Linked DNA regions of Homo sapiens: region 2 is linked to region 1. The links are chromatin loops, found by intact Hi-C in ENCODE. Cell type or tissue: endothelial cell of umbilical vein. All regions are shown on one strand. Each heading gives the region's core, and the rest is flanking DNA. Links, peaks and the distances in the headings are about the cores only. Region 1 holds the start of AQP8 (aquaporin 8). Region 2 overlaps LCMT1 (leucine carboxyl methyltransferase 1).

Region 1 (12,822 bases), core at 1,917-9,916:
TCCCTCCAGCCCTTCAGAGATGTGGCCACAGGTCAGATTGAGATACCAAGGCTCCAAGTTAGTAGCCCAAGAGCGGTATCCAGGCCTCCCCTTATGATTTGTTTGATTTTACGAGACGGAGTCTTGCTCTGTCGCGCGGGCTGCAGTGCAATGGTGTGATCTCGGCTCACTGCAGCTTCCACCTTTTGAGTTCAAGCAATTCTTCTGACTCAGCCTCCTAAGTAGCTGGAACTACAGGTGTGTGCCACCACGCCTGGCTTATTTTTGTATTTTTAGTAGAGACGAGGTTTCACCATGTTGGTCAGGCTGGTCTCAAACTCCTGACCTCAAGCGATCCACCCACGTCGGCCTCCCAAAGTGCTGGGGTTACAGGCACGAGCTACCGTGCCCGGCCCGGGTCTCCCTTTATGAGTAGCTAGGCCCTGAATAAGACCTCCTGATTGGTTGAACTGCTCAGCCAGTGAAAACCCTACTTGTGGTCTGAAAGTGTGATGGGTGTAAAATGCAGATTTGGAGTTCAGGCTGAAAATGGCATTGAGAATCACGGGGTGGAGTTGGAGGTTCATGACCAGGTTAGGGATTGGGATTGGGAGTTTGGGGTGTGGAAGGGAATTAGACAAGTCAGAACCTGAGGTCAAAGGGCAGGTTGCAGTTGATCAGCCACCCCCTGGCTCATGGGTAAAGAGCCTTCGTGTTCACCAAGATGTTCAACCAGCCCAGGCCCCAGAGCCAGGGTGGCTGCACTCACATCAGTGTCCCAACCAGTCCCACTCTGATGGAGGAAATATTGTCACAGTTTGGCCTCCTGAATCCATCTGGTTTCCAGGAATGGATACTCCCCAATGAGAGAGAAAGGGACCCCAAGACTCCCCATGTCACTTGAGAACCAAAGTGCCCCCCTAATGTAAAGAGCCCACCAATGAGCTTACCCATCCTCCAAAGGACATAGGACATTCAGTTGAGACTGGGCAGAGGACCTCAGCTCTGCCCAAAAGGACTTTGTCCAACACCCTGATAGCTCGAGACCAGCTACCCCAACTTGTCTGGCTCAGCTCTGGGCCCAGGCCCTCAGATAAGCTCCATGCACGGTTTGATTTGATTTGTTTTTTGTTTTTTGTTTTTTTTTTTGAGACAGGGTCTCCCTTTGTCACCCAGGCTGGAGTGCAATGGTGCAATCTCGGCTCACTGCAACCTCCGCCTCCTGGTTTCAAGCGATTCTTCTGCTTCAGCCTCCCAAGTAGATGGGATAACGGGGCTGCCACCACGCCCGGCTAATTTTTGTATTTTTGGTAGAGACGGGGTTTCACCATGTTGGCCAGGTTGGTCTCGAACTCCTGACCTCAGGTGATTCACCTGCCTCGGCCTCCCAAAGTGCTGGGATTACAGGCGTGAGCCACTGCGCCTGACCTCCATGCATGGTTTGAAAGCACCAGCCAGTGCTCAGACTCCACAGGTTGGGAAGAGGGGCAGCCAGGCCTACTTGGCCTCAAGTAGCTTAGCCTGGGCTCTGCTGAGATACACAGATGAAGTCAGGGTGAGGCGGCTTCCCAGGGGAGCCCCAAAGGGGAGAGAAACTGTCACCCAGAGCATGGCTCTATCAGGAGGGCCAGGTGACGAAAACCACACATTTCCTGGTTTACACTCATTAGCAATAAAACAATCAAGACACATTCATTCATTCATTCATTGTTCACTCAGCATATATTTCTCTGACACTTACTGTGTGCCAGGGGCTGTGCTGGGTGCTTATAACTTACATACATAGCTTATCCTGGATCCAGTGAACAACCTCAAAGTCAGTGTCTGGCACGCAATAGGTGCTGAATAAATATTTGTCAAAAAAGCCAAACAGAGAGGCAGTATTTGCAGTGCCAAAGAGATGGTCTTTCCAGCCAGCTGGCCTGGGTTCAAAGCTCAACTCTGCCACTGAAGAGCTGTGTGGCATTGGCAAAGTTACATAACCTCTCTGTGCCTCAATGATCTCTGCCTGATAAAGCTATTGCAAAGATATTAAGAATTAATATTTGTACAGCCCATAGTAGTATCTATGTAGTTAGCATTCAAAAAACATCAGCTATTATTATTACTCATATTTATACCACTGCACACAGAGGCTTCAGCAACTTGCTGTGGTCACCCTGCTAAGAAGTGATAAAGGTTGCCTTCAATCTCAGATCCGTCCAAAGGGAAGATCATGTACTTTTTGTTTCACTTGCAGCCTCCCTTGGACGTCTAAAGAGATGTGGTTTGTTTTTTGTTTGTTTGTTTGTTTGTTTGTTTTTTGGAGATGGAGTCTCACTCTGTTGCCCAGGCTGGAGTGCAGTGGCACAATCTCGGCTCACTGCAACCTCTCCCTCCCAGTTCAAGCAATTCTCCTGCCTCAGCCTCCGAAGTAGCTGGGACCACAGGTGCCTGCCCCCACGCCCAGCTAATTTTTGTATCTTTAGTAGAGACAGGGTTTCACCCTGTTGGCCAGGCTGCTCTCCAACTCCTGACCTCAGGTGATCCACCCGCCTCAGCCTCCCAAAGTGCTGGGATTACAGGCGTGAGCCACTGCACCCGGCCTAAAGAGATGTTAAAGCTCTTTTCCATTCTGGTTTTCTCAGAAATAGTATTTCTGTTTCCTCATTCAGATCTATTTTTTGAGTGAGATTTAATACAGACCAACCATGTCCCAGATCACCCTGCCAGGCACCCCACTCAAGATCTTCGTCGTGATGGCTGGCTCTCCTGGGAACCAGCAGCCATGTCCACAGACCTCCCCATTGAGCCTCTACCCAGACGAGAGCTAAGCCAGAGAAGCCTGTCCCTTTCCCTGCCCCTCCTTCTTGATCACCTCTTGACAAGCCAGGACCACTGCAGATCTCTGCATACCCAGGTGGGAAAACCTGGCTCAGGTCTTCTATGCATTTCTGCTTTCCCTAAAACCCCCTTCTAGTGGTAACAATAACACAGCAACCAATGCCTGTTGTATGTTTGGTGTGTGCCAGGCGCTCTACTTCATTTAATTCTCATGACTTCCGCATGAGGCACTTGGATTTGAGCGCTGGAGCCAGACAGCTTGTTCTTGACTCCCGCCTCTGCCACTTTCTGGCCCTCTAAGCTTGGACAGATTACATGGCCTTTCACTTTTGCAGCTGTACAATGGGGCTAATAACAGGACCTACCCCACAAGGCTTTTGTGAGGATTAAATAACTAATATCTATAAAGTAATTAGACTAGTGCCTGGTACATGGTTAGCAATATAGATATGTTGGCTTGAAAAAAAAAACATTTAAAAGCTACTATTCCCATTTTATAGGCGGGGAACTTTGGGTTTAGAGAGTAACTTGCCAGCCAGGCATGGTGTCTCATGCCTGTAATCCCAAAACTTTGGGAAGCCAAGGCAGGAGGATCGCTTGAGACCAGGAGTTCAAGACTAGCCTGGGCAACATAGTGAGACCCCATCTCTACAACAAAATTTAAAAATTAGTTGGGTGCTGCGGCGCATGCCTGTGATCCAGCTACTCAAAAAGAGAATGACTTGCTCAAAGTCACAAGCTCACAGGCTGCGGGGTCTGGAGTTGACCCCAGTCTGACTCCCAACCCCATAGTTATCCAGAGCGCTCCTTGAAATCCCGAATACGTATGCGCCCAGGGGTCCTTGACAACGCCTTTGCTTTCCACACCCAGTGCCCCAAGTCAGCATCAGGCTGAATCCTCAGAGCTGGTCTCACCTGATATTCCCCAGCGTGGCAATCACGAGCCCCAAAGCCAGCCCGTGGGCCAGGGCCGGCTGCAGCAGCCCAGTGTCCGTCCCATTCTCAATGACCGACAGGCACCCGATGAAGATGAAGAGAGCAGAGCCCAGCAGTTCGACCAGACATGGCTGCACAAACCGTTCGTACCAGGACACTCGCCACCTGCCACCCACGCTCGGCTCCCTGGCCTTGTCATTGCCAAATTCAGGCTCACACATGGCTATCTGCCGTAGGGAAAAAGGGACAGAGGACACGGGTGGGAGGCAAGTCCAGATATAGAAGGCCCCGACCCCCAACCTTGAATTAATTCACAGCCCCCCTTGCTCTGCCAGCCTGGAGAGGAAGATGCCGACAGAGGGCTCACCTCTCCAGACATCAGGATCAGATGGCACAAACATCGGACTCTTGCCTGAGCTGCTGGGAAACCTGCACCTGCTGTGCAAGATACTCTTATCTCCTAGGGACAGGACCTGCTGATCACACTATGGGCTCTGCCCCTTTTAAAGGGCTGCAGAGGCTCAATGCTGGTGCAGAGAAAGCAATAAACCTCAGGTAGGAGGCGGCTCTGAGGCCCAGAAGAGGAAATTTTTTTAAATCTCAACAGGGCAGGGTGAGGGAGTCAGGGATTGCTGAACTTTCCGCCAGTGAGGGAAAAACACGCCAGCTTGGCTGTGTCATCTGGGAGCACACTCCAGGCTGTAGAAGGTGGGAGATGGGTCCAGCACCCCAGCTCCCCACGGTCCAAAGCAGAACAGCACATGTTAGTGGGCCCCACTGGGTTGGAACCTCACATGTTAAGAAACAGCAAACAGCCAGGTGCAGTGGCTCACGCCTGTAATCCCAGCACTTTGGGAGGCCGAGGCAGGTGGATCACGAGGTCAGGAGATTGAGACCATCCTGGCTAACACGGTGAAACCCCGTCTCTACTAAAAATACAAAACTCAGCCGGGCGTGGTGGTGCACGCCTGTAATCCCAGCTACTTGGGGGGCTAAGGCAGGAAAATCATTTGAACCTGGGAGACGAAGATTGCGCAGAGCCAAGATTGTGCAACTGCACTCCAGCCTGGGCAACAGAGCAAGGCTCTGAAAAAAAAAAAAAAGGAAAGAGAAAGAAGAAAGAAAGACAGAGAAAGAAAGAAAGGAAAGAAAAGAAAGAAAGAAAGAAAGAAAGAAAGAAAGAAAGAAAGAAAGAAAGAAAGAAAGAAAAAGAAAGAAAGAAAGAAAGAAAGAAAGAAAGAAAGAAAGAAAGAAAGAAAGAAAAAGAAAGAAAAAGAAAGAAAGAAAAGAAGGAAGGAAAGAAAGAAAGAAAGAAAGAAAGAAAGAAAGAAAGAAAGAAAGAAAGAAAAAAGAAAAAGAAAGAAAAGAAGGAAGGAAGGAGAAAGAAAGAGAGGGCGTGTTGGTGTTTGCCTGTAATCCCAGCTACTCAGGAGGATGAGGCATGAGAATCACTTGAACCCAGGACCCAGAGGTTGCAGTGAGCCAAGATCGCGCCACTGCACTTCAGCCTCAGAGTGAGACCCTGTCTAAAAAAAAAAAAAAAAAAAAGAAAGAAAGAAAGAAAAAAGAAAAGAAAGAAACAGCAATCCCATTTTCAATTATTTTTCCAATGAGTCCCACAGCTTCAAACACCTGCAGTCACCGTGACAGCCTGAGCCAGGACTGAGTGTATAGATGACGATCCTTCACAGACAGAGGCAGCAGAGACTGGCAAGAGGTAATGCAATGCAGCGGCAAGACCCATGAACTTTGGAAATAGGCTGCCTGGCGTTCAATCCCAGCTCTGCTGTAAACTAGCTATGTAACCCTTGGGCACATGACTTGGCCTCTCTGGGCCTTTGTTTTCTCATCTGTTAGGTGTGGATGTTAGTGGTTTCACCATGTCATAGGGTCGTTGGGAAGTTTAAATGAGATAATACGGGTAAAGTGCTCAGGACAGTGCTAGACACACAATACCAGTGTCCACTAATTTACAATACATGCTTAGCTGTAACTAATAGCTAATAGTGAGCACTTTCTATGTGCCAGGCACTGGGGCTAAGTGCCTTCTATTATCTCATTTAAACCTCACTGCCACCCTGTGAAGCAGGTACTATTATTACAACCATTTCACAGACGAGGAAGTGGAGTGTCAGGAAGATTGAGTTTCCCAAGATTACACAGCTTATATGATCACAGAACTTGTGGGCTGTCACAAAAGGATAAATACTGTATCTGATTCCACTTGTATGAAGTACCTAGACTAGTCAAATTCATAGAGACAGAAGTAGAATGGTGGTTTCCACGGCCCGAGGGGAAGGGAGAATGAAGAGTTTGTGTTTAGCGGGTACAGATTTCCTGTTTGGGAGGAAAGTTTTGGGATGGATGATACAGTGGCACAACAATGTGAAGTACTTAATGTCACTGAAATGTACACTTAAAAATGGTTCCAAATGCTGGGTGTGCTTGGCTCACACCTGTAATCTCAGCACTTTGGGAGACCAAGGCAGGAGGATCACTTGATTTTAGGAGTTTGACACCAGTCTGGCCACATGGTGAAACCCTGTCTCTACTAAAAATACAAAAATTGGCTGGGTGTGGTGGTGCACGCCTGTAATCCCAGCTACTTGGGAAGCTGAGGCAGGAGAATCGCTTGAACCTGGGGGGCAGAGGTTGTAGTGAGCTGAGATCACACCACTACACTCCAGCCTGGGTGAGAGGATGAGACTCCATCTCAAAAAAAAAAAGGTTAAAATGGCATATTTTATTTTATGTGTATCTTGCCACAATTGAAAAAAAATACTTGTGAGCTAACCCACTACACTCTACTGCCTTTCTAAGAGAGATGGATGGATGGATGGATGGATGGATGGATGGATGGATGGATAAGTGGATGGATGGGTGGATGCATGGATGGATGGGTGGATGGATGGATGGATAGATAGATGGTTGGGTGGGTGGGTGGGTGGATGGATGGATGGATGGATGGATGGATGGATAGATGGGTGGGTGGATGGATGAATGGATGGATGGATGGATGGATGGTTGGAAAGAAGGGAAGAAAGAAAGGAAGGGAGGGAGGAAGGAAGGGAGAAAGGAAGGAGGAAGGAAAGAAAATGAGATGAGTTCCTTATTCATTCATTCACTCACCAAACATTTAAATAGCTGCTGCAAGCCAGTCACTGTTCTAAGCTGGCTGGAGATGTAGCAGTGAACAAGACAGGCAAAATCCTGCTCTGTCTCATAGCTTTATCTTTGAGTGTTTGTATGCACTGATAGAGAAGTCAAGCTAGAGCTAACGGAATTTTAATGCTCATTTCTGACATTTCTCAACTACTCACTACATCTCCAACACCATGCTAAACACTCGGTATATATTCGTAAACCCCTTTGAGATAAGTCCTATCACTTATTATCACCATCTTCAGATGATAAAAACGAGGCACAAAGAAGTTAAGAACTCACCCATGGCTGTGTACATAAAAATATCTGCTTCAGGACAGAAGTGGACATATCTAGAGAAGAGCGTGACAGTTTGTTGACAGCCCATGTCAGCGAGAGGCCCAGGAATACAGGGTCTCTGCCAAATATCTGCACCTCTAGGAAGGTTATTTTTAGCCCTGTTCTCTACCTCCTCCATATCCCACAGCACATCATACAAGATGTTTCTTAGACCCTTCCTTCCACATCCTATAAATAGCAACATAAGATAGTCTGACCCAAGGCTTCCCCATCCCCCTCATTATTTGCTCAAATCCTGCCAGTACTGCTTCCAGAATAATTCTCTCTTGTTTTCACCCATGCCTTCATCTGTTCTTGCTTAGTCCCTTGAACAAAGAAAAACTAAGCTGGATGCACTGGCTCGCACCTGTAATCCCAGCACTTTGGGAGGCCAACGCGGGCAGATCACAAGGTCAGGAGTTCAAGACCAGCCTGACCAACATGGTGAAACCCCATCTCTACCAAAAATACAAAAATTAGCTGGGCATGGTGGCACACGCCTGTAATCCCAGCTACTCAGGAGGCTGAGGCAGGAGAATCGCTTGAACCTGGAAGACGGAGGTTGCAGCGAGCCGAGATCACACCACAGCACTCCAGCCTGGGCCACAGAGCGACACTCCATCCCACCCCCCCACCCCCCAAAAAATGGATTCTTTGCTCACATAATAGTCCATGACAGGCTCGTCTCCAAATGGTGACTCAGGGATCCAGGCCACTTCCATCTTGGAGCTGCCCCATCTAGGTCCTCAGATCTTCTCCAGCAAAATGGGAAAAAGAGAATGTGGAGGGCTGTGCAGGAAATTATTATGGGCTAGGCCTAGAAATACCATATATCCCTCTCACCTATATTTGATGGGCTCAAACTCAGTCACGTGGCTTCACCTGACTGCAATCGAGCCTGGGAATTGTAGTCTAGCCCTGTGCCCAGGAGGAAAAAGAAAGGCATTTTATGAATATCGAGCAATTTCTGCCACATACTAGAAATTGTTGCTTTCCCAGAGACCATGGTTCTAGTTGAGTTTTTCCCTGAATTAAATCATTCAGTGTGTCCCATGGTTCCAAGACAAACCCAGACTCCCTTAGCTAGCCACAGAGACTTCAGTTCCTAGCCCCTGAATCATCTCTTGCCACATGAACCCTAAACAATTTATCAGATAAGCTATGTACCCTCACCCGGCCTTGTCCATGCCAGTCCCTCTGTTTGGAGTCCTTGTTTGCCCTCTTGGCCAACTTCTACTCCTCATTCAGATCTCAGATCAGATATTATGTCCTCTCTGATGCCTGGGCAAACTACCTATTGGTCCTCTAAAAACACCCTTCCCTTGCTCAAGGCAAGGTTGGATTCCATAACTCCAAAACTAGGCCAGTGCAGCGGCTCATGCCTGTAATCCCAGCACTTTGGGAGGCCAAGGCGGGTGAATCACAAGGTCAGGAGATCGAGACCATCCTGGCTAACACAGTAAAACCCCATCTCTCCTAAAAATACAAGAAATTAGCCGGGCATGGTGGCACGCGCCTGTAGTCCCAACTACTCAGGAGGCTGAGGCAGGAGAATTGCTTGAACACGGGAGGTGGAGATTGCAGTGAGCCAAGATTGCACCACTGCACTCCAGCCTTGGCAACAGAGCAAGAGTCCGTCTTAATTAAAAAAAGAAAAAAAAAAGGAAAGAAAAAGAAAACTAGTGGCTTCCAGGGAAAACCTGAATGCCATTCAGACAAAACAACATATTTCCACTACATGAGAGTTTTAGAGTATGTCCTGATGTCCTCATACACAATATACTGTCTCTCAAAACCACTGAAAAACCTAGTGGGCTAAGGAGATACTGTCTTCCTAAAAAATTCTTTGGCTGGCAAACTTCCTAGTTTTCCAAATCCAGGTCTGGTTAACAGGACCAAGGCTTCTAATCTTTATCCCTGTTTGGTTGGCAAGACTTCTCTGCATCTATACCTGTCTGCCATCCCCCACCAGGTCCAGATGGAGTGTAGAAACAGGTCACATTTTACCCTGGCATCTCACCTTTCCCTTCTCTCTTGCCTTGATGGCTGCACTGTTGTGCCAGATGTGACGCTGCTGCTGTGGCAGCCATCTTGGACCGTATATATAGGCCAGATGTAGTGGCTCACCCTTGTAATCCCACCATTTTGGGAGGCCGAGGCAGGTTCATTACCTGAGGTCAGGAGTTTGAGACCAGCCTGGCCATATAGTGAAACCCCGTCTCTATTAAAAATACAGACATTAGGCCGGGCGCGGTGGCTCACGCCTGTAATCCCAGCACTTTGGGAGGCCGAGGCGGGCGGATCACGAGGTCAGCAGATCGAGACCATCCCGGCTAAAACGGTGAAACCCCGTCTCTACTAAAAATACAAAAAATTAGCTGGGCGTAGTGGCGGGCGCCTGTAGTCCCAGCTACTTGGGAGGCTGAGGCAGGAGAATGGCATGAACCCGGGAGGCGGAGCTTGCAGTGAGCCGAGATCCCGCCACTGCACTCCAGCCTGGGTGACAGAGCGAGACTCCGTCTCAAAAAAAAAAAAAAAAAAAAAAAAAAATACAGACATTAGTGGGGCGTTGTGGCACACACCTGTAGTCCCAACTACTCAGGAGGCTGAGGCAAGAGAATCACTTGGACCTGGGAAGCAGCAATTGCAGTGAGCCAAGATCACATCATTGCACTCCAGCCTGGGCAACAGAGCAAGACTCCATCTTAAAAAAAAAAAAAAAAAAAAAAAAAAAAAATATATATATATATATATATATATATATATATATATATATATATATAAAATAAAATAAATATATATATAATATAAAATATATAGATATAAAAATATATATATATATGATTGTAAAACCTAAGACCAGTACTTGAGCTATTCTGCAGACCCTGTACTTGATGGATCAGCTAGCACCACCACCTAGATGGATAAACTGGCTCATGTGATCTTGTGGGCTCCCTCAGGAACTGACTCAGCGCAAGGAGACAGCTTCAACTCCATATAATTTCATCTCTGACCAATCAGCACTCCTGACTCACCGGCTTACTCCCACCCACCAAGTCGTCCTTAAAAACTCTGACCCCTGAATGCTTGGGGAGACTGATTTGAGTAATAATAAACTGGTCTTCTGCACAGCCAGCTCTGCGTGAATTACTCTTTCTCTATGGCAATTTCCCTATCTTGATAAATTGGCTCTGTCTAGGCAGCGGGCAAGGTGAACCTGCTGGGAGGTTATGTAATTATTTAAGAATGAAATACAAATATAAATAAAATATGTTTTTAATGTACTTGTCTTATTCAGTGTATGTGTATTATTGTCTGTACAATATATGTGAATGTTTTGTGTACATGTGGGGTTTTTTTACAAATGGCTACTAAGTTGTTAGAACATAAGAACTTTTTAAGTGTTTTGCACCTAATTCCTTAATAAATAGAGCTATTAGGTATTTTTTTTGGGGGGGGCCTCCGCACAGAGTGAACCAAGAAAGTTTGGGGTCCTCTGAATTAAAGAATTTATGTTCTTGTATTTCAAGTACTTGCAGAAGAGAACAGTTCTTGCAGATACATCATCCCCAAATTCCAGAGATACTGGGTTTCAGGTTAATAACTTCTCAAAGCTAGACACCATTTATAATGCAGAGACTTGACAATTTAGGCTGTGCTCTGTGGACAACCACAGAAACTTAAAGCAGAACCTGTCATTCTCTTCTGAAACTGCTTTCTTTCCATCTCGGTAGATTTGCAATTGTATTCAATGTATTACCACTTGGAGCTCAGGGCAACTAGCCATTGGAAGTAAGTCTAGTTTTCACCTTTCTGTCTTCTCAAACTGCAAGATTGAGAAGACATTTCTCAACTACTCACTACATCTCCAACACCATGCTAAACACTCGGTATGTATTTGTAACCCCCCTTTGAGATAAGTCCTATCACTTATTATCACCATCTTCAGATGATAAAAACGAGGCACAAAGAAGTTAAAGAACTCACCCATGGATGGATGGATGGATGGATGGATGGATGGATGGATGGAAGTTTGCACCTGAGCAACTTCCTTCCTCAGAGAAGTCACCAGCTCTTTCTATTCTCCCCTGCAGTGTCAAGGTCAAGGTGTTGAACGTCTTTCGAGTCACGAGTAACCAGTTATATTGGCTATTTCAGAATGCTTTACAGCCAAAAAGTCCTTGAACGAAGGAAGAAGTCCACTAAGTCTCATCAGCAAGGGTCCAGCTTCTCTTCATCTGCATGTTTTGAACAATAAAAATGACTACCACTTTCTGAGAACCTACTGAGAGCTTGGCACTCCGTCTTCCTTTTCTATCTCTTTTATCCTTTTTATCTACATCCAAATTAAATAACTCTACAGAAGAAAAAATCCAAATGATCAATAAACAGACAAAAAAAAACCTTAATCTCTGCAATAGCCAGAAAAAAATTCAAATTAAAGCAACAGAAATAACATTTTCACCATTAGATTGGTAGAAAGACTTTTTTAACTGATTAACATACAGTGCTGACAAAGAAGGGGAAAACAGGCCAGGCGCAGTGGCTCATGCCTGTAATCCCAGCACTTTGGGAGGCCGAGGCTGGCAGATCGCCTGAGGTCAGGAGCTCAACACTAGCCTGGCCAACATGGTGAAACCCTGTCTCTATGAAAAATACAAAAATCAGCCAGGCGTGGTGGCTCACGCCTGTAGTCCTAGCTACTTGGGAGGCTGAGGCAGGAGAATTGCTTGAACTTGGGAGGTGGAGGTTGTAGTGAGCCGAGATTGCATCACTGCACTCCAGCCTGGGCAACAGAGTGAGACTCCATCTCAAAAAAAAAAAAAAAAAAAGAAAAAGAAAAGAAAAAAAAGATGGGGAAACAGGAAAACTTATACATTGCTGGTGGAAGTGGGAATTGCTACAATATTTTGTAACACCATCTTGAAATGTTTATTGTTAAATACTTAGATATACACACCCTTGACCCAGCAAACCTCAAACTGGGAGTTCTAGCTACAGAAATAAAAGCTCCAGTAGGTGAGAATATAATTACAGGTACATTGTCTTCATCTTTTTATTTATTTATTTATTTATTTTATTTTTTTGAGATAGGGTTTCACTTCCATCACTCTGGCTGGAGTGGAGTGGTGTGATCTCGGGTCACTGCAACCTCCACCGCCTGGGCCCAAGCATTCCTCCCACCTCAGCCTCCCGAGTAGTTGGGACCACAGGTACACACCACCAGGCCCGGTTAATTTTGTTTCTGTATTTTTTGTACAGACAGGGTCTCACTATGTTTTCCAGGCTGGTCTTGAACTCCTGAGCTCAAGCAATCCACCTGCCTGGGCCTCCCAAAGGGCTAGGATTACAGGCATGAGCCACTACACCTGGCCAACTTCATCATTGTTCATCATAGGAAAAAAAAAAAAAAAAGATGAATGTCTACTTTCAGTGTCCTGAACATCCCATAGTTTCTCCCACTGTTCAAGTCTTCAGACAGTCTACTTCTTTTACCCAAACTGCTCCCTAATGCTGATGACAACCTACCCATCTTTCAAGTCTCAACTAAGAAAAAATAATTTTTGGGGGCTGGGCAAGAAAGTGAGACCCCATCTCTACAGA
Region 2 (8,000 bases), core at 1-8,000, 51 kb after region 1:
TTTGGGAGGCTGAGGCAGGTGGATCACTTGAGGCCAGGAATTCAATACCAGCCTGGCCAACATGGTGAAACTCCATCCCCACTAAAAATACAAAAATCAGCCAGGCGCAGTGGCACGTGCCTGTTATCCCAGCTACTCAGGAGGCTGAGGCGGGAGAATCACTTGAACCCAGGAGGCAGAGGCTGCAGTGAGCTGAGATTGCGCAACTGCACTCCAGCCTGGATGACAGAGCGAGACTCTGTCTCAAAAAAAAAAGGCTGGGTGCGGTAGCTCACGCCTATAATCCCAGCACTTTGGGAGGCCGAGGTGGGCGGATCACTTGAGGTCAGGAGTTTGAGACCAGCCTGGCCAACATGAAACCCTGTCTCTATTAAAAATACAAAATTAGCTAGGAATAGTGGCACACGCCTGTAATCCCAGTTACTCAGGAGGCTGAGGCAGGAGAATCTCTTGAACCTGGGAGGTGGAGGTTGCAATGAGCCAAGATCGTGCCACTGCACTCCAGCCTGGGTGACAGAGTAAGACTCCATCTCAAAACATAAATAAATAAATAAATAAGTTAATATATGTAAAATTCATAGAATAGTCCCTGCTATATAGTAAGCAAAATCTAAGAATTTGCTACCACTGCTTTAGAATTATTATTGAAATTATTATCATCCATGTAGTTTTGTCATCTTAAACTACTAATTAGGCAACAAGCTGAGCATGGTGGCTGATGCCTGCAGTCCCAGGGCTTTGGGAGACTGGGGTTGGAGAACTGCTTGAGGCCAGGAGTTTGAGACCAGCCTGGACAACATAGCAAGACCCTGTCTCTACCAAAAAAATAAAGTCAAGAGTGGTGGTGTGCACCTACAGTCCTAACTAATGGGAGACTAAGGTGGGAGGATCACTTGAACCTGGGAGCTCAAGACTGCAGTGAGCTATGACGGCACCACTGTACTCCAGCCTGGGCGACAGAACGAGACCCTGTCTCTAAAAAAAAAAAAGACCAAAAAAAAGGAAAAGCAAACAATGTAAAGCATGTGAGCAATTAATACATGGTTTGTGAGGGTGCTGGTCATTTTGCGTTTGTTAGGAAACCACTGAATTAACTTAAATGTTCATTATTCACCAGGTGAGGGTGGTGGGTGGGAGCAGAACCAGTCTAGGGACAGCTATGGACAACGTTTTGAAAACTGGCACATTCCCAGGCTTGCTCCAAAGTGACAAGATCTCTGGTCAGAATTCACTGAATCCATCATCTCTCATATGATGTTGAATAAACACTTGTTCAACAAAAGAATACACAAACTAAGGAAAGGGAAAGCAGCAGTACAAATCCAAAACATGTGGAGTATGGACAGTGGAATGTTTCCCCAGATGTGGTTATCCTGAAAGCAAAGATGGGTCTCCAGGATTTATTCACATCAAAAGAAAAGACCAGTGAGGCCAGCTTCCATTACATCCATCCATCAGGATAGAAGACAGAGTCTGAGGAGCGCTCCCAATTAAAGAGAGGGAAGGATGCAAAATCAACCAATCGAGAACCATCTACACAGGAACCTGGGCAGGAAAGGACCTGGGGAGGAGGCTGAGAGACCAAGGGCTAGCCCTAGATCTGTCCATAATTACGTGACACTGGGCAAGTCCCCTGATGGCTCTTATGTGTGATAAAATAAAAAAGAAAAGGAGATTTAAAAAATAAAACTGACCAACCTGGGCAACATGGCGAAACCCTGTCCCTACAAAAAAAATTTAAAAATTAGCTGGGCATGGTGGTGTGCACCTGTGATCCCAGCTACTTGGGAGGATGACCTGGCAGGATCATCTGAGCCCGCGGTCGAGGCTGCAGTAAGCCATGATCCCCACCACTGCACTCCAGCCTGGGTGATACAGTGAGACCCTATCTCAAACAAACAAATAAATAAAAAGCAATAAACAATAAAAATAGTGAGCATGTATCAGTGCTTATGATGTGATAAGCCACTGACCATCATCTCAGGAATCCCCATAATAATCTGGAGAGTGGGTATTTCTTTCTTTCTTTTTTTTTTTTTTTTGAGATGGCGTCTCGCTCGGTCACTCAGGCTGGAGTGTAGTGGTGCAGTCTCGGCTCACTGCAACATCCGCCTCCCTGGTTCAAGCGATTCTCCTGCCTCAGCCTCCCAAGTAGCTGGGATTATAGGCGTCCGCCACCATGCCTGGCTAATTTTTGTATTTTTTGTAGAGACAGGGTTTCACCATGTTGGCCAGTCTGGTCTCAAAACTCCTGACCTCAGGAGATCTGCCCTCCTTGGCCTCCCTAAAGTGCTGGGATCACAGGCGTGAGCCACCGCACCCACCCAGTTCAAAACAAAGAACTGGGGCTCAGAGAGAACAAAAAATAGCTGATGCTTACTTACAGTTGGGCAACACTGTCAGTGCTTTTGAATACATTAACTCATTTATATCTCACAACAATGCTATGAAGTAGGGACTATTATTTTCAGATGAAGAAACAGGCACAGAGGGTCAGCCGGGCATGGTGGCTCATGCCTGTAATCCCAGCACTTTGGGTGGCCGAGATGGGCAGATCACTTGAGGTCATGAGTTCGAGACCAGCCTGGCCAAAATGGTGAAACCCCATCTCTACTAAAAATACAAAATTAGCTGGGTGTGATGGTGCACGCCTGTGATCCCAGCTACTTGGAAGGCTGAGGCAGGAGAATCGCTTGAACCCAGGAGGCGGAGGTTGCAGTGAGCCGAGAGTGTGCTGTTGCACTCCAGCCTGGGCAATAAGAGTGAAACTCTGGCTTAAAAAGAAAAAAAAAAAGAAAAGAAAAGAAAGAAAGAAACAGGCACAGAGGGGTTATGTAACTTGCCCAGGTCACACAGCAGGAACGCCCAACTCCAGAGAATGGACTCCCAATCACTAAGCTGTGCTGCCTAAGTTCACATAGCTGAGAGCACAAGCCAGGGCCAGGATTCAACCCAAGCTATTCCAAAGCTCTAAAGCAGAACTTTTTCTGCAATAAATCAGAAGAAGTAAACAGGCAGCTGGTAAATCATACATGGTAATTTTAGAAATTAGAATATTTTACATTAAAATCCTGCATTTCCAACTTCTTTCAAAAATCAGGAGTTCTGGCAGCTCTAGGCTCACATGCCTACATGATAACAACTGGCTGTAAATGGGCAGTGGCCACTCCTGTGAGATGGGACGTGGGTGCTCCGTTTCACCAGTCCCCAAACCCTACACTATTACACCTGGCTGACTTCCTCCACTGACCCCACCTGCCTGTCCCTGACAGCATCTGAGTTGCTACCCCAAAATGCTGGTAGCCAAAATCCTCTTCCTCATGTTCTATGACTCCATGGTACATGTAATGATAAAAATAAGAACTTGAAAATCTTTTGTAAAGGCTAAGACAGAAGTTCTAATAACTGGCTAAAAGTCTGCAGGAGGTCAAGAGGTCAGGAGTACTAAGATTGCTGGTTGGTGAATAAAGGAGATATGTGAGAGGCTGGAGGCAGAAGGAAAAGGATAAGGGAAGTTATCCTAAGGGTGCTGGGAGAGGGAAGCCACCACGGCGATCCTGTATGGAATCCAGTTCTCCTGTGCTTCCTTTTACCTGTTCGTAGTTTATGAACATGGCTCTCTCAAAACTGTTGGCTGCCCACTTCAGGAGGTTTGCGGACTGCTCTGGAGTCATGTAAACCAGCACACATTCAGCTATCAGGAGTGTTGGCAATCTTAAAGATAAGGAAAAAAAGGCACATAAATTTGTTATCATCAAGTCAGGACCCTCTAATTGTACACATGTTGCAGTATTGGTGGGGCGGTCCATGCCCCAGGGAACTCAGAAGGCCTGAGCAAGCACAGCCCCAGTCAGGACAGGAATACATGTGGAATACCGTCACAATCCGAGCTTTCTACTGTGAAAAGGTGAGCAGTGAGAAATGATTTGTGTGGCAATGAAAACATGTTGAGCATGTGTGGTGGATTGTAAAAATGGTTTCAAGTTCTCCCCTGCTGTGCACTCACACCACGCCAACATAACAATGCAGCTTCCCCCATTTGAGAGGTGTTTATTCTTCTACCCCTGGAATCTAGGCTGGTCATGAAACTTTTGCTTTGGTCAACAGGACAGTAGCAAACATGATGCAAGCAGAAGCTTTAAAGTCACTTGCACATTGGTGCTTGCTCTCTTGCTGCACTTGGAAAACTGAAACCACTGTGTGAAGGAACCCAAGCTAGCCTGCTATAGGGGGAGAAGACCTGTGGAAGAGAAGAAGGCATCCCAACTGACAGCCAGCCAGACCCTAGCTGGCCTGCCCACTGTCCACCTGACTGAACTCCAGAATATCAGCTAAACCCAACCACAAGCAGAACCATCCAGCTAAGCCCTGTCCAAACTGCAGAAGAACCTCCAGCTAAGTAAGGCCAACCCAAACTGCAGAAGAACATCCAGCTAAGCCCAGCCCAAACTGCAGAACACCCAGCTAAGCCCAACAAGAAACTGGTTGAAAAGAACATGGTATGCCCTACCCAATGAACTGCTATGCAGCTCATAAGTATGATGTTTCAGGGACTGTATTTATTGACACAAAAGCTATCCATGGTCCCCAGATTCAAGTGGCCTATCAGATGCTTCCCGGCACTTCTTCAAAGCAGATACCCCAAGAGTAATGAAACAATCGAATGTCATTAGCTATTTTATATTTCTTTTCCTTACACGATAATGTGTAAGCTGTTTTGTTCATAGTGAGTACCTGTACTTGACAGAATCTCGATTATTTGCTAAATGAGTGAATAGACAAATGAATGATTGTATGTGTACATATACACATATATATTAGATTCTTTTTTTTTTTTTTTTTTTGAGACAGAGTCTCATTCTGTCACCAGGCTGGAGTGGAGTGGCACGATCTCAGCTCACTGCAACTTCCGCCTCCTGGGTTCAAGCAGTTCCCCTGCCTTGGCCTCCCGAGTAGCTGGGACTATAGGCACACACCACCACGGACCCACCTAATTTTTGTATTTGTAGTAGAGACGGGGTTTCCCCATGTTGGCCAGGCTGGTCTCAATCTCTTGACCTCGTGATCCGCCCATCTTGGCCTCCCAAAGTGCTGGGATTACAGGCGTGAGCCACCGTGCCCAACCGATTCTTTTAAAAGTTCCAAAACTGGCTGGGTGCAATGGCTCACGCCTGTTAATTCCAACACTTTGGGAGGCGAAGGCAGTTAGATCGCTTGGGCTCACGAGTTCAAAACAAGCCTGGGCAATATGGTGAAACCTTGTCTCTACAAAAATTAAATGGGTGTGGTGGTGCACTGCTGTGGTCCCAGCTACTCAGGAAGCTGAGGTGGGAGGATCACTTGAGCCTGGGAGATTCATGCTGCAGTAAGCACAGATCACGCCACTGCACTCCAGCCTGGGTGACAGAGTAAGACCTTGTCTCCAAACAAAAAGTTCCAAAATTATACGCATAGCATAATCACATTTTAAAGAAAAACATATATTTACAAATTTTGGGATAAAATCTTTTAAGGTGGTTATCTCTAGGTATTGGGATTAGGAATTATTTTTATCTTCTCTTCGAGGAACCATCAAAATCATCAGCAACAATTAAAACTACAGAAATGAATAGCATTTCTCAGAGATTTCAGCATCTTCAACTGCTAACACTTACAGGTGGGTTCTATTAGTATTCACATTTTCACATTTTTCTTTTTCTTTTCTTTTCTTTTTTTTTTTTTTTGAGATGGAGTCTTGCTCTGTTGTCCAGGCTACAGTTCGATGTCATGATCTTGGCTCACTGCAACCTCTGCCTCCTGGGTTCAAGTGATTCTCCTGCCTCAGCCTCCTGAGTAGCTGGGGTACAGGCGCCCACCACCACGCCCAGCTGATTTTTTGTATTTTTAGTAGAGATGGGGCTTCAATATGCTGGCCAGGCTGGTCTCGAACTCCTGACCTCAGGTGATCTGCCCACCTCGGCCTCCCAAAGTGCTGAGATTACAGGCATGAGGCACCACGCCCAGCCTATAACTCACATTTTTCCGAAGAGGAAACAGATGCAGAGAAGTGAAGTAAGTTATCCAAAGTCATGGTCTAGTGCATATTCCTGTCAGGATTCAAACCTGTGCAGCTGGACTCGGTTCCCAGACTCATGAACTACAATGAACATCCTCCTTATGCATATATGCAAGATCTTCTCAAGGAGACACCCACGAAAGTGGAACTGCTATGTATGGTACACATACTTACAATGTTACTAGATACTTTCAGATTGCTCCTCACAGTAGTTGTACTGTGATAATGCCAGCAGTGGCATTATCATTCCCTATCCCCCACATCCTTGTCAACACTTGATATTGTCAGCTGTTACATTTTTGCCAACTTGGTGACAGTAAAATAGAATTTCATCTGATTATCACTGATGCCCAATACCTGTTTCATATGATATTCAGTTTCTTCTTTGAGCTGCCTGGTAATCTATATTTTGCCCATTTTTCTGAGGTTTTTTTTTTTAATAGTAGCTGTTCTTTATATATTCTGGATGCTAATCTTTTCTTTATATGTTACAAATATGTTTCTATCCATAAATTATCTTCTCTCAAACTTTTATATGAAATTAGGCACTAGTATTTTTACAAAGTAACACAGGTGATTCTGATGTAGAAACAGACTTGAACAGTATTGCTTTAAAAATTTCAGAAAACTACCCAGCACTTTGGGAGGCCAAGGCAGGCGGATCACCTGAGGTCGGGAGTTTGAGACCAGCCTGACTACATGGAGAAACCCCATCTCTACTAAAAATACAAACTTAGCCAGGCATGGTGGCGCATGCCTGTAATCCCAGCTACTCAAGAGGCTGAGGGCAGGAGAATCACTTGAACCTGGGAAGTGGAGGTTGCAGTGAGCTGAGATTGTGCCATTGCACTCAGCCTGGGCAACAAGAGCAAAACTCCACCTCAAAAAAAAAAAAAAGAATTTTTTTCAGAAAACTAGGTAGCAATGAAATGATAAAACTCTTAAAGAATAAAAAATGGAACATGAATATCATGCTGTACTTCCGACTGGCCTTATCTCATAATTAGCATAAAATCACAAATGCAGAAGAGGTTTAAAAAAAAAAATCTCACTGTGTATTCATGTTACATTTCTTTAGCTTCTCTTCCAGTTCAGACAGGTCTCGGAGATCTGCTCCAATAACGGCATATCTCTTTGAATCCAGTATGTGTCCATCTGCAAATGCAATCAGAGGCTATAATTTTAATGAATATGTCTTTTCCAAAGTTATAGTAGCCTTATGGTTTTTCCTTACTATAAAAATACATGCATCATTGTTAAAAAAAAAAAATACGTAAGAGGAGGGTAAAAATTAACCAAAATCCTATCTTCCAAAGATAACTATTCGTGTTTTGGTGTGTAACATTTCAGCCTTTTGTCCTATGTGCTTAAGTTATTATACACAACAAAAACACATCCCCTCTCATGCACATGGTGCGCACACACATACACACATCCTGAATAGAGAAAAGAAAATGGGACCACCCAATATGTGGTTTGAAAACTGCTTTTCCTACGTAACAACAGCATCAGGGACATCCTTCTGTATAATGATTTCATAGCATTCCATTGACTGGATAAAACATAACTTATTTAGCCAATCCCTCACTATGAGACATGGTATTTCTAAGTTTTCCCCATCTAGGCATTTAAGCACCCTTGTATAGACATCATGAAGCATCTGTCCAGTTATTTCTTTAAAGTAGATAGTATGAGTGGAATTAAGAGATCAGAGGGTAAGCCTATTTAAATATGGGGACCCATTAGCAGGCTGCTCTCTAAATGTTACGCCAATTTGTGTTATGTTTTAAAAAAGACAGTTTATGTACTAATGTATTTACAAATAAAATGACAGCATTTGCTTTGAAAGACTCCAGCAGAGGTGGGATGAAATGGTTATCTATAGTGATTATTCTCAGGCTTCAGTGGTCATCAGAATCAACTGGGTGGCGTGCTAAACCAGATT

The links. A loop is a pair of places that touch in the nucleus more often than their neighbours do. Peaks named below come from ENCODE experiments on the same cell type or tissue, not always from the same donor. Only the 100,000 strongest peaks of a DNase experiment are listed, where the experiment ranks them.
Region 2: a loop joins it to region 1, with 2.3 times the contacts of the local background. A loop is called at or near these places in 2 of 110 quality-filtered maps.

What each region holds. Positions count from the first base shown.
Region 1 is chr16:25,208,341-25,221,162 of GRCh38, reverse strand. It overlaps AQP8 (aquaporin 8), which reads right to left and starts at 4,216. Exons shown (of 6, transcript NM_001169.3): 1 at 4,106-4,216; 2 at 3,718-3,965. The coding sequence starts at 4,117. In endothelial cell of umbilical vein, for the core only: no CTCF peak of the experiment used is centred there; no DNase peak of the experiment used is centred there; H3K27me3 peaks cover 146 bases.
Region 2 is chr16:25,160,312-25,168,311 of GRCh38, reverse strand. It overlaps LCMT1 (leucine carboxyl methyltransferase 1), which reads right to left. Exons shown (of 11, transcript NM_016309.3): 6 at 7,108-7,210; 7 at 3,594-3,714. Among named protein-coding and RNA genes, the nearest start is that of LCMT1-AS2, 15 kb to the right of the region's middle. In endothelial cell of umbilical vein, for the core only: no CTCF peak of the experiment used is centred there; no DNase peak of the experiment used is centred there.